Linked DNA regions of Mus musculus: region 1 is linked to region 2. A link is a loop called in an ENCODE intact Hi-C map of the cell type or tissue named here. Cell type or tissue: left cerebral cortex. All regions are shown on one strand. Each heading gives the region's core, and the rest is flanking DNA. Links, peaks and the distances in the headings are about the cores only. Region 1 holds the start of Slc35f1 (solute carrier family 35, member F1). Region 2 overlaps Slc35f1 (solute carrier family 35, member F1).

What was found. Peaks named below come from ENCODE experiments on the same cell type or tissue, not always from the same donor. Only the 100,000 strongest peaks of a DNase experiment are listed, where the experiment ranks them.
Region 1: a loop joins it to region 2, with 2.3 times the contacts of the local background. A loop is called at or near these places in 3 of 42 quality-filtered maps.

The regions. Positions count from the first base shown.
Region 1 is chr10:52,688,198-52,693,581 of GRCm38, forward strand. Slc35f1 (solute carrier family 35, member F1) reads left to right here and starts at 2,304. Exons shown (of 8, transcript NM_178675.4): 1 at 2,304-2,972. The coding sequence starts at 2,800. In left cerebral cortex, for the core only: a CTCF peak has its summit at 2,214 (motif pointing left); DNase peaks (open chromatin) are centred at 2,346, 2,960 and 3,124; H3K4me3 peaks cover 2,556 bases; H3K27ac peaks cover 1,594 bases.
Region 2 is chr10:52,755,773-52,761,156 of GRCm38, forward strand. The region is part of intron 1 of Slc35f1 (solute carrier family 35, member F1); the gene reads left to right. Among named protein-coding and RNA genes, the nearest start is that of Gm36123, 46 kb to the right of the region's middle. In left cerebral cortex, for the core only: a CTCF peak has its summit at 3,037 (motif pointing right); DNase peaks (open chromatin) are centred at 3,013 and 4,939.

The DNA of each region.
Region 1 (5,384 bases), core at 65-5,064, 68 kb before region 2:
TTCCATGTCAGACTTACTGCTATGGTATTTGTACCCTTGGCATCTGTTTTTACCTTTACATAGCACTTAGCTATTTAAGAGCTAAGTGTGGAACACAGAATCTAAGAGGTTCCACCCATCTATGATATGAGATAATCCAAGGTCTTTTCTCACCAGCAGGATTAGAATTTTATACCTTGAACTAGTTAGGGTTACTATTGCTATGATGAAACACCATGACCAAAAGCAGAGGAAAGAGTTTATTTGGCTTAGAATTCCACATTATTGTCTATCATGGAAGGAAGTCAAGGTAGGGGCTTAAACAGGGCAGGAGCCTGGAAGCAGGGGCTAACACAGAGGCCATGTAGGGGTCATGCTTACTGAGTTGATCTTCATGGCTTGCTCGGCTTGCTGTCTTGTAAATCGCAGGACCACCAGCCAACAGGTAACACACCCACAATGGGTCAGGCCCTCCCACATTAACCACTAATTAAGAAAATGCTCTACAGGCTTGTATGCCCAATGTTATGAGGGTATTTTCTTATTTGAAGGTCCTTCCCCTAGGGTAACTCACGTGTTGAGTTGACATAAACTCGCCAGTACCAGCCCATATCCTATTTCCTCATCCGTGTTTTCTCCCTTCTTGACTCACTGGATATTTAGAACATTTGGATTTTGCAGTTCTTCTGGAAAAATGATCATATATATATATATATACATATACATGCAGGCTCAGAAGTGCAGTCAAAGGATTGAGTAGCAATATGCCAAAAACACTCAAAAGGAATCTAGCCAAACATGAGGAGGAGGGCACTGAAGCAACCAGTCATTTAAGGGAGACACTTGAAATGACAATGAATGCTCTTTTAATAGAGATATTCTTACTGAGATTTGCTGCCAGGTCCAGCTGAAGTGAATTTTACTCATGTCTGCTATATTTGGTCATTTCCCAAGGGCAAACTCATTGCAATCTATTGGAATTTTAATATTCCCAAGGTTACAAGCCTTGTTCTTGTTTGTAGTAATTCTTTCACCTGTCCTGAAAATCTGGGGTGAATATTCTAGAATGAAAAGTCACTAAAGAAGGCATGGGGTGATGTTCTAATTATAAAATGGAAAGTGTTCCAAGCTGGGTAGAATTTTGTAGAAAGGGGCCCTGGGGACAGTTCAGGTAGAAACTGGGTTTGACAGATACTTAAATATAGACAGGAGAAGTTTTGTACATTTCTGTCTATCCAATTTTTTTAATGACAAGAACCCCTATTATGATACAAAGGACTGGCTTCTTTTTGTCCCACCCACTGCTCTTTTGTCCCTCTTTTCCCTGTTTTGAGAATACATCGTCTACTTTTGAATGTTATTTTTCTCTGAACATCCTAAACAGATGTTTTCATTTGCTAGTCTTTAGAGCATTTGGATTTAGTGGCAGTATCAATGTGCTTTCGTGTGAACAAATATACCTGTTAAACTTACTCAATAGGATCAATTCCCTATTCTGCAGTGAAGTGGGCAAAACTTAAATGCATATCATTCTTGTGGCAAGATCCTTGCCCAGGCAATCTAGATTAAGAGGCATCTGAAAAAATTTCCAGAGTCAATAACTATTTGAAATGCAGATCAATAGGTATAAGGAATGTCTGGGATAAGGTCCATTGGGCAGAAAGTGGGCTATGATTTCAGGAGCTAACAAAGTTATTTGTTTGACAGCTGGAGGACCTTGAGGGAGCCATCAGGCCCTCTTGATGGGTAATTTACTTCATTTAACTCTTACAATGCCATGGGCAACTCAGGAGTAGCCTTGTCCTAGAATTTAAAAAAAAAAAACTTTCTAGGATCTCTGTTATTTTCACTTTCCTTCCACAGTGCTCTGTTGCCTAAATGGAGTTGTTTTGGGATGACTTAGTTTGCTTTTCCCAATTCCCAGCATGCATTTTTAGTGAGAAACTGTTTTACTTCCTTTTTCCTCCAGGTCCATTCTAGATGAGCATAGTTGTGATATTTAGGGTGCTTAATTTGTAGCCTGGACCAACAAACTGTCTCTGGGTTGTGCCTCTGTCCCGGGCCCATGGTGCTGGATTCTGCAGAGCCTCCGCAGAAGCAAGAGGAATCCTCCCCAATTTCACAGGGAGGATGTATCCACTACTGCACTTAAAAGACAAAAGTACCCACCACCAATCACAGCATCCTAGACCAGGGGCCTCTTTGGATGCCAGGAGGAGGGTTGGGGACACCAAGGCACCTCCGGAGCGCCCTCTGGCGGGGAGCAGAGCGTTCATCCCACCCCCACCCCCCTCTGCCGGCGCGGCGCCCCCGCCCGGCGCTCCAGGTTCACTCTTGGTTTCTCACTCCGTGAGACACAGACGGCAGCTTTCTAAGCGAACCCGGCGCCAGCTGAAGCGGCGCCACCACAACTGCCACAGCCAGGACAAGCCCTAGGCACTGGGAGAGAAGACGAAACCCGGCAGCCCCGTTCCTCTCTCTGCACGGTCCTTGCAGTGGACCCGGCAGCTCCGGGTCCCCGCCGACCCCCTTTGCAGCCACTTGGCGGGGTGTGCCAGGACTTGGTTGCAGCTCCGGCGGGAGGTGGCAGCGGCCCGGAGAGAGGGTGTGCAGCCAGGACTGGGTAGCAACCCGAGAGCACTGGGCTGGGAGGAGGCGGCCGGAGCCCGCCGGTGTCTCCCGCTTCGTCGCTTCGCAAGCGGCACCGCCTCCCCGGGCCGGGGCCGCTTGGCCGGGTCCTCTGCTTGTTCCCGGGCCCGGAGCCCGCGCACTATGTGCGGGGCAGCGTTCTGATAGCCATCCACCTCCGCCTCCGCCGCGATGATTCCCCCCGAGCCTCCGCAGCCCCAACTGCAGCCACCACCTCCACCGGCCCCGCCGAACCATGTGGTGACCACCATCGAGAACCTGCCAGCTGAGGGCAGCGGCGGCGTGAGCCTGTCCGCCTCCTCCCGGGCTAGCATGCGCCAGAGGATCCGCAAAGTGCTGAACAGGTGAGCACAGGCTCCCAGTGGGGACACCAGGGACAGGCACTGCAGGCGCCTAGCCCGCGGACCCCTTTCTCCCCATCCGACGTGTCCCCGAGGTCCTTTGGCACTGGGTCCTAGCCAGGGGAGAGAGCCAGGGCTCGCTCTCTTTCCCTGCGCTCTCAGAGAGGCCGCGACAGCTTTGTCCTGACGCTGGGATCCCCCAGTGGTCGGGCTGCAGGCAGGTCCGGAGAGCGAGTTGGAGAAAGGCGGGGTTGTTCTACCTGCAGATGCCCTGTGTGTGTCCATGCTCACGCCTCGCATCCTCACGTTGTATCACTTCCCCTTTGCACTCTTATCCCAGCTTTGCGCTTTGGGGACACCCCCACCCCACCCCAACATGGCCCGGGCGGAGGCGGGAAGGCCCCGGGCTGCGGTGATGGCGTGGAAGTCGCCAACCTCACGCTGTCTTTCGCTCCGCCCTGGTGGCACTGATTCCCCTCCCCAGGGGCATAAGGTGAGGATACCCCCACCCCCAACCCCAGACAGAAGGGGAAACACTTCTGCCTGACATTTCACTCGCTGTGCAGACTCTTGATGGCTTTTGGAGTAAGAAAAAGAGGCTAGAGGCCTGGGCCAGACCTGAACAAAGTGCAAGATCTTGCTAGAAGGGTGTGTGAGAATCAGGTGCCTAGTTACTCTGCTTCACACTGCCCTGGTCTCTCTGCTGGAATCTACGTAGTGGGTTATTAAGGACAGACATGTTTTAGGACGAGGGTACTATTGACAAGAAAGTAGAATTTCCTGTAGTACCCTCATTCAGCTCTGATGTGAAAGGGAGTTTTGCTACTTAACTAACTTAAATGATTGACGAGCTGATAGACAAAATCCACACAGCCAGTTGTGAGAGTGTGTCGTTTTCAGGGTTTCTGTAGGGTAACCCTTCCGATCTTATTATTCATACAGGTTTCTGTGTGGTACCGTTTTCTGGTAACAGTGATTCCCTGATCACTCACTTGAAACTGTTTGGGTCATAAAGCTTTGCTGAGAGTACAAATATATGTAAAGAAATAACTTGAAAATATTTTTATTTGGTGGGAATGGTTGCATACAATTCAAAAATTCCTTGTTACGATCTAATGATCAACAATAACTTATTTATAGGCATTTCTACTACCAAACAAGAGTTCACTCTTCAGTGAGACATAAATTGGCAATAGAAAGTCCAGTTTTTACCTTATCATTTGTAGCTTTGGCTAACACACCCCCAAATATCGCATTTAAAAAGACGATTTTAAAATGATAAAAAGCAAAAGAAATAGGGAAGATAGTGTGTGTGTACTCTGTGAATACTTGCCATTTTAAAGTCGCAATATTTTAAACAGAATACAGTCTTAACTATTAAATTATTATTTTTCTCATCAAAGTAGAAAACACCAATGCTATCATTCACTTGTTATTTTTGAGGTCATTCTGCATATATAATGAATCCTATTGCCAGGAATGAATAACTGACAGAGGTAGGTTTGAAGGGACTTGGGCACTCCTTTGCCTCTACCTAGCCACAGGGCTTGCAGCAGAGACATTTATCTTCTCTGGTCTTAGGCTCTTCATCTGTGGAATGTGTTTAGTGACACCTGTCTGAACTCTCTATCATATCATGCTTTTAAGAATTAGATAAAACTGAAAAACTAAACTGTGGAAAACGGAAAGTTTTAAATATCTTTTATTCAGCCCAGTTTTTTGCTTTTTTGTTTTTTGTTTTTTTGTTTTTTTTTTGTCTAAGACAAGTTTAAGAGCCACATAGGTAAAGAAAGTGAACTCATGGCTTTCATGGGTAGCACATTGCATTTTACTGAGCCTTATGTGAGCCTTCTGTGGCTTGAGTGGCATTATTTTCTATGTACAGAAGAAAAACTGAGACTTAGGTCTGGTTAATGACATTTTTATCTCAAAAATATGGAATGTGAAGCAAATTCTTATTTGTCTCTCAAACTCTTCAAACATTTCAGAATCATTCTTTATATTATAATAACTTTCCTCATTCCTGAAGAGATAAGGGCACATTATTCTTTTGAAAAAGGGACTAAAAATTTTGAAAACACTTTAAAAATTGTGATGGAATAATTTTGTTTGCATAATAGATTTGGGTTTTGTGACAGTATTGTTTCAATAATATTGGTAGCAACTCCAGATCGACCAGGCTCCTTCCTATTGGTCAAGTGTGATTGGTGAGGGTTGGCAGTGTTTAGATATTGTTCAGCTTGTTAAACCATCGTAGAATGATGGCTATGAAGTCAACTCACTGGGGCCTAATCATAAGCATATTCATTTATTTAGTTACATCTCAAGATCTCATAGTTTGCCTCCTTTCCCTTCTCTCTCCCTTCACCCATGTTGCCTTATTGATACGATGTTGTCAGCTCTTCCCTTTCATCT
Region 2 (5,384 bases), core at 81-5,080:
TCAAGTTCATAGACTTGACTTGAGACTTGACTTATTAAAAAACACAAACAAAAAACATATTTAACAGTTTACTGGCTGAGTTTATAATTTTTTACATCATTGTGACAAATACCTGACATAAAAAACTGAAAAGAAGAAAGCAGTTATTTTGGTCCATGGTGTTAGACACTTTGGTCCAGGGTATAGTGACTCAGTTGCTTTTAGTGGCAAAGGAAAACATGGCAAAAGGGAATGGTGAAGGGAAGCTGCTGGTCCACCTCATGGCAGCCCGGAAGCAGCCAGACTAAGGAAGCGGGTGTGAATGGTTTGCCTTGAGCAACCAGGGACCTTCTACTAGACTCTATGTCTTAACAACATATTAAACCATGAATTAATGAGTAACTAACTCAGTGTTGGGGTCACTGTTCTCCTGGTTTTCTCACGTCTCAGCAGCTGGGCACCAGGGCTTCCACACGTGACTATTTCAGAGTAGAGTCAGAAAGTAGCTTAGCATTGTTCCATCCGTTCTCCACACCTTTTGTGATATCAGCAAGTTAAGTGTAACAAAAATTCCCATCAATCTAAATTTCCAGTTCTATCCATGGATTCCAGGAATAAATGCCTCCTTCAAAGTCATATCTTTCAGTCAGCTATCAGTAATCGAATCTTGACACTGCTTCGCTGTCTGTGCGGCCATGCGCAACTAATTCTCTGTATACACAGGTTCAAGACCTTTGCCGGAGAGTGCCAGTTTCGCTGTGCAGAGATTCTGAGGTTGGATCCTGTCTCTGCCACTTGTCAGCGTTTTCCCTTGGGCTGTTTGTATTATCTCTGCACTCAGTTTCCTTATCTGTAAGACAGAAAGCAATTTGATGGCTGTGCCAATAAACGAGGTGTACAGAGCATGGAATATTTAATGAATGGTTTTTGTTTCTATTTGGGGGTAGATGAGTATATTTTTCAGGCTGAAAAGATAGCTGTATCTCTCCAAACTACTAGCTCACCCAACTTCTCTATTTGCTTCTGAAAGGCACTCGGTAAATTTGTACAAAGTGAATGATTTTAAGGAAATTGTTTTTACATAATTTGCATAAAATGAGATTCGGTTTGGACTTTGAGTACCAAAGTCAGACAATGATGCTTTCTAGTTCTAGAGCAGAGCAGAAAGTTGCTTCGCTCTTGAAAGTCAGAAAGGATACTTTGGACTATTTGACTTCATCAATCAACATAACATTTAGTTCTGAATTAAAACAGGTTTTATACCTGTGGGATGCTCAGTGAGTAAAGGCACCCGCCACCAAGCCTGACCATGAGTTTGATACTTGGAACCCACCCACATGGTAGGAAGAGAAAATAGACCCCACAAGTTGTCTTATGGCTTTCATATGTGCACTGTGATGCTTGAGTGCCCCCCACCACGTACACATAAAATAAATACAAATTTGTAACAAAACACAACAATGATGACAAGATCCAGAAGTCTGTAACAGCTGTTCTCAAGAATTCTGGGCTCAAATCTATTTATATTTTTGGAAATTATTGAGGAGGAATTATTATTCTGCTTATATATGCCATACCAATTCATAGTAATTCTATTAGAATTTTATACAAACATTTAAAAATATTTATGCAGTTACTAAAATTACAAAAGAAAACCCATCACAGGTTAATATAAATATCATGGTTTGATGAAAAATAGTATTTTCAAAAACAAAAATAACTGTCATTGCTTGATGCTTCTACAGACTTCTCTTGTGCCTGAATTAACAGGAGGCAGAGCAATTCACTACTTGATTCTGCTAATTCCCTCACAATATCTGTTCTGTGTACCAGCAGGAGAACAAGAGTGAAGGGGCAATAGTGAATTGGTGTGCTTGTGGTTTTGATGGTTAGCACCTCCGGAAGATGTCTTGGGGGACTCCCAAAGGTTCCCAGACTCGGAGAGCTGCTGACCTAAATTATGTTCATTAGGAATCTATTGTCTCAGGACTTTGCAGTTCTCTACTTCTCAGCACTAATGAGATGAGCAGATGTAAATGTTGACATTCTTCCACTGATGCTAAGAACAAGTTGACTGGGAAGCATCTCCCAAAGGCATTCACGCAACTTTCTTGTGAGAAACTGATTCTCAAAATACATGAGAACATGGAAAGGAAAAATAAGTTCTTCAAGTTGTTTGCCTAAATAAATAAATAAATAAATAAATAAATAAAATGTTGGTTAGAGCTACCTACATAACAAGTGCCTGCAGGCAGTGTGCTGTCTCACACCAAAGGAAGCTCCTCTAAATGGGGTTGCCAATTAAGCTTTGAGACGGGATTGGCCCAGGACAGCCCACCAAAGGTATGGCCCAGTGGCCCTGGTGAAGTGTGGTGTCTTAAAGCATTAATTTCATTTTAATAAAATATTCTCAGATGTGTCCTCACTAATTGTGTCTCAGCCCACTAGTTATATAGAACCTGACTACAGGAGGAAGCTGTAAAGGAGCCCAGGTTCCAGAGAGTGTTAGGAAGTTCAGTACCTTCTTTGTGGCTATGGAACTCAACCATGCGGGGGAATCGCTTCTGCCCTTCCTCCTATGCTGAAGATGCTTCCTTCATGCTCCTTCTATGCTGAAGAAGTCTTTTATATCTAAATAAGTCAATTTTATTTCTGGCTTAAAATGTTTTTGTAATTCTTACCTTTTGAGAAATTATTTATGACCTTTAAATTAAGAATTTACAAAAGCAGCATCTCCTATCATTTAAGAAAAAAATTGAATTCTTAATAAAAGTGACGAACCTTGTGTGTGAATATAGTAGAGGGCTCACCTGAGATTGTCCTGTGTTTCACTTTGATAACCCTGCCACGTGAGTGACATGCAATGAGACCACTTTCATGAGTTTTAAAACAAACCACACCCTGCCACTTTCTGTACAAACGCTCATTGAAAACCTCAATAATCAGACATTCTCGGATGAGTTTTCTTTGAGCAGTGTGTACTCCATCTGGTGAGCATGTGTTTTTCCCATGATGCACTAAATAAGCCAGTCTCTTCCCCTCTCAATACACTTTAAAGTTCTGTCACTAGAGGGCGGTAATTCACATTGATGTCTCAAGTGGCAACATTTTACTCAAATCTTTTTATCTTCAAGGTCAAACTAGAAAATTTGGCTAAAAGACTGTTCAGTTTCAAACTCAACACATTTAGGTTTTAATGAAATCAGATATCATGTAGTTGTTTTGGATTATGTTGCAGACTCAGTTTTTAAAAAATAGGGAGCAGAGATTTTATTCTCTTTATTCAGCATAATTCTTGTTTATTCTTTACTGCATATTGAGATAAGAGTAGTTTCAAGAGAGAAGGTACTCCATTAATATGCAAATATAGATATTGAAGAAAATACCTAGGAATGTAATATCTTGTACCTAAGTTTTATGCATAATCTCATTTTAATTGATGTTTCCATTTTATTATAATAGAAAACTCCTCACTAACTAAAGCTAATTGTTATTTTTCTCTCATGGTTGGAAAAATAATACATAGGTTGTAGAAAACTCAGAAAATTATGGAAAAATATTTAAAGGTAAACAATAATTATCCCACAACCACATCTCACAATAATATTTTGGTGTATTTTGTTTCATGTTTTGTATACATAATTGTATGTATGTTATACATAGAAATACAAATGAAATTTTGTGTGCTAGTTTGAAAAAATATAATGAAAAATTATTGATTTTCAGTTGCTATTTACTTTACTTTGAAGCAATTTTAGTGACTGTCTATTTGCTATAAGTAATGATGTGATAAGCATCTTTGGTCATAACCTGATGACTTTCATAGAACAGATGTCTTTAAGTGGAATTATTCATAGATAAAAAACATGATCTATTCTTAAGGTTTTGACATATACTGTATAACAACTACTTTCTAGAAAGGTCTTTCTCACCAATTAAAATAAGAGATCTCTGACAATCTCCAACTACCCTCTGATTAGTGTTCAGTGTTTTATCTTCCTTCAGAACTAACAAAGTGATTGGTTACAGTATTATCCAGTGCTTTGGTTAGTGCATTGGTTACAATGTTACCCAATGCACTGGCTACAGTGTTACCCAGTGCATTGGTTACAATGTTATTAGTGCATGTCATAATACAGCCTTCTGTATTGCTGGGGATATTGGCAACTTTCTAAACTCAGTCAGTCATTTTCATTTCATCTTCTATGAATTGCTTTTTTCATGACTGTCTCAGGGTTTTACTGCTGTGAACAGATGCCATGACCAAGGGAAACTTTTATAAGGGCAACATTTAGTTGGGGCTGGCTTACAGGTTCTTCAATCCATTATCATCAAGGCATGAGCATGGCAGCATCCAGGCAGCCATGGTGTAGGAAGGAGCTGAGAGTTTTACATCTTGTTCTGAAGGCAAACAGGAGAAGCTGGATTCCAGACAGCTATGACAAGGGTAGTAAAGCCCGTGCCTACAGTGACACACCTATTCCAACAAGGCTACACCTACTCCAAAAGGCCACACTCCCTGGGCCAAGCATATACAAACCATTACAATGACTTTTGCCCACTTGTAAATCTAGTATATGTTTAAGAATTTTACATTATTTATCTATATTCCAGTTCATCCAAAATTGTTTAATTAGACATTGCAACCCATTCAAAGATACCATTTTGGATGAACTGGAAGATACCTAGAGATGTCCCAGACATTCCTAGAACACATCATGTCCACATCAAGTCCCACAATCCATATAAATTCCAAAGGAGGTGATAGTCATTGTACTGTCTGTAAAAGTCTCAACTTTCCATTTCTCCACTAGGAGATATCCCTATGAGGCTAGAATTAGCTTCTGGCCTCAAAAACAGCTAAGACAATTTTAATGTGTGTCAAGCATGCCAGCATAGGCAGTGGAAGGTCTGGTGCCTGCCTTACAGATTCTCTCCCTCTGAATGGAAGTCAATTTCAGATGTAACTCCTTTCACTTCATATAGGCTAGGAAGTATTAATAGCTCTTTTTCTTTCACTAACACAGCTTGTTCGCTAGTAATCAGCATGCTGGTATGTTCCTGATCCTGCTGTGCCCTGCCTTACATCAAAAAAGAGAAAAACCTTGCCTAAAACACCCTTTTAAAAGCACAGAAATTCTTTTTTTTTTTTTTTTTTTTTGGAAGTCTTTTTTTTTTTTTTTTTCTAGTTTATTTTTGTGTGTGATGTCTCTATTTTCTTTTTTTTTTTTTCCATTTTTTATTAGGTATTTAGCTCATTTACATTTCCGATGCTATACCAAAAGTCCCCCTTACCCACCCACCCCCACTCCCCTACCCACCCACTCCCCCCCTTTGGCCCTGGCGTTCCCCTGTACCGGGGCACACAAAGTCTGCGTGTCCAATGGGCCTCTCTTTCCAGTGAT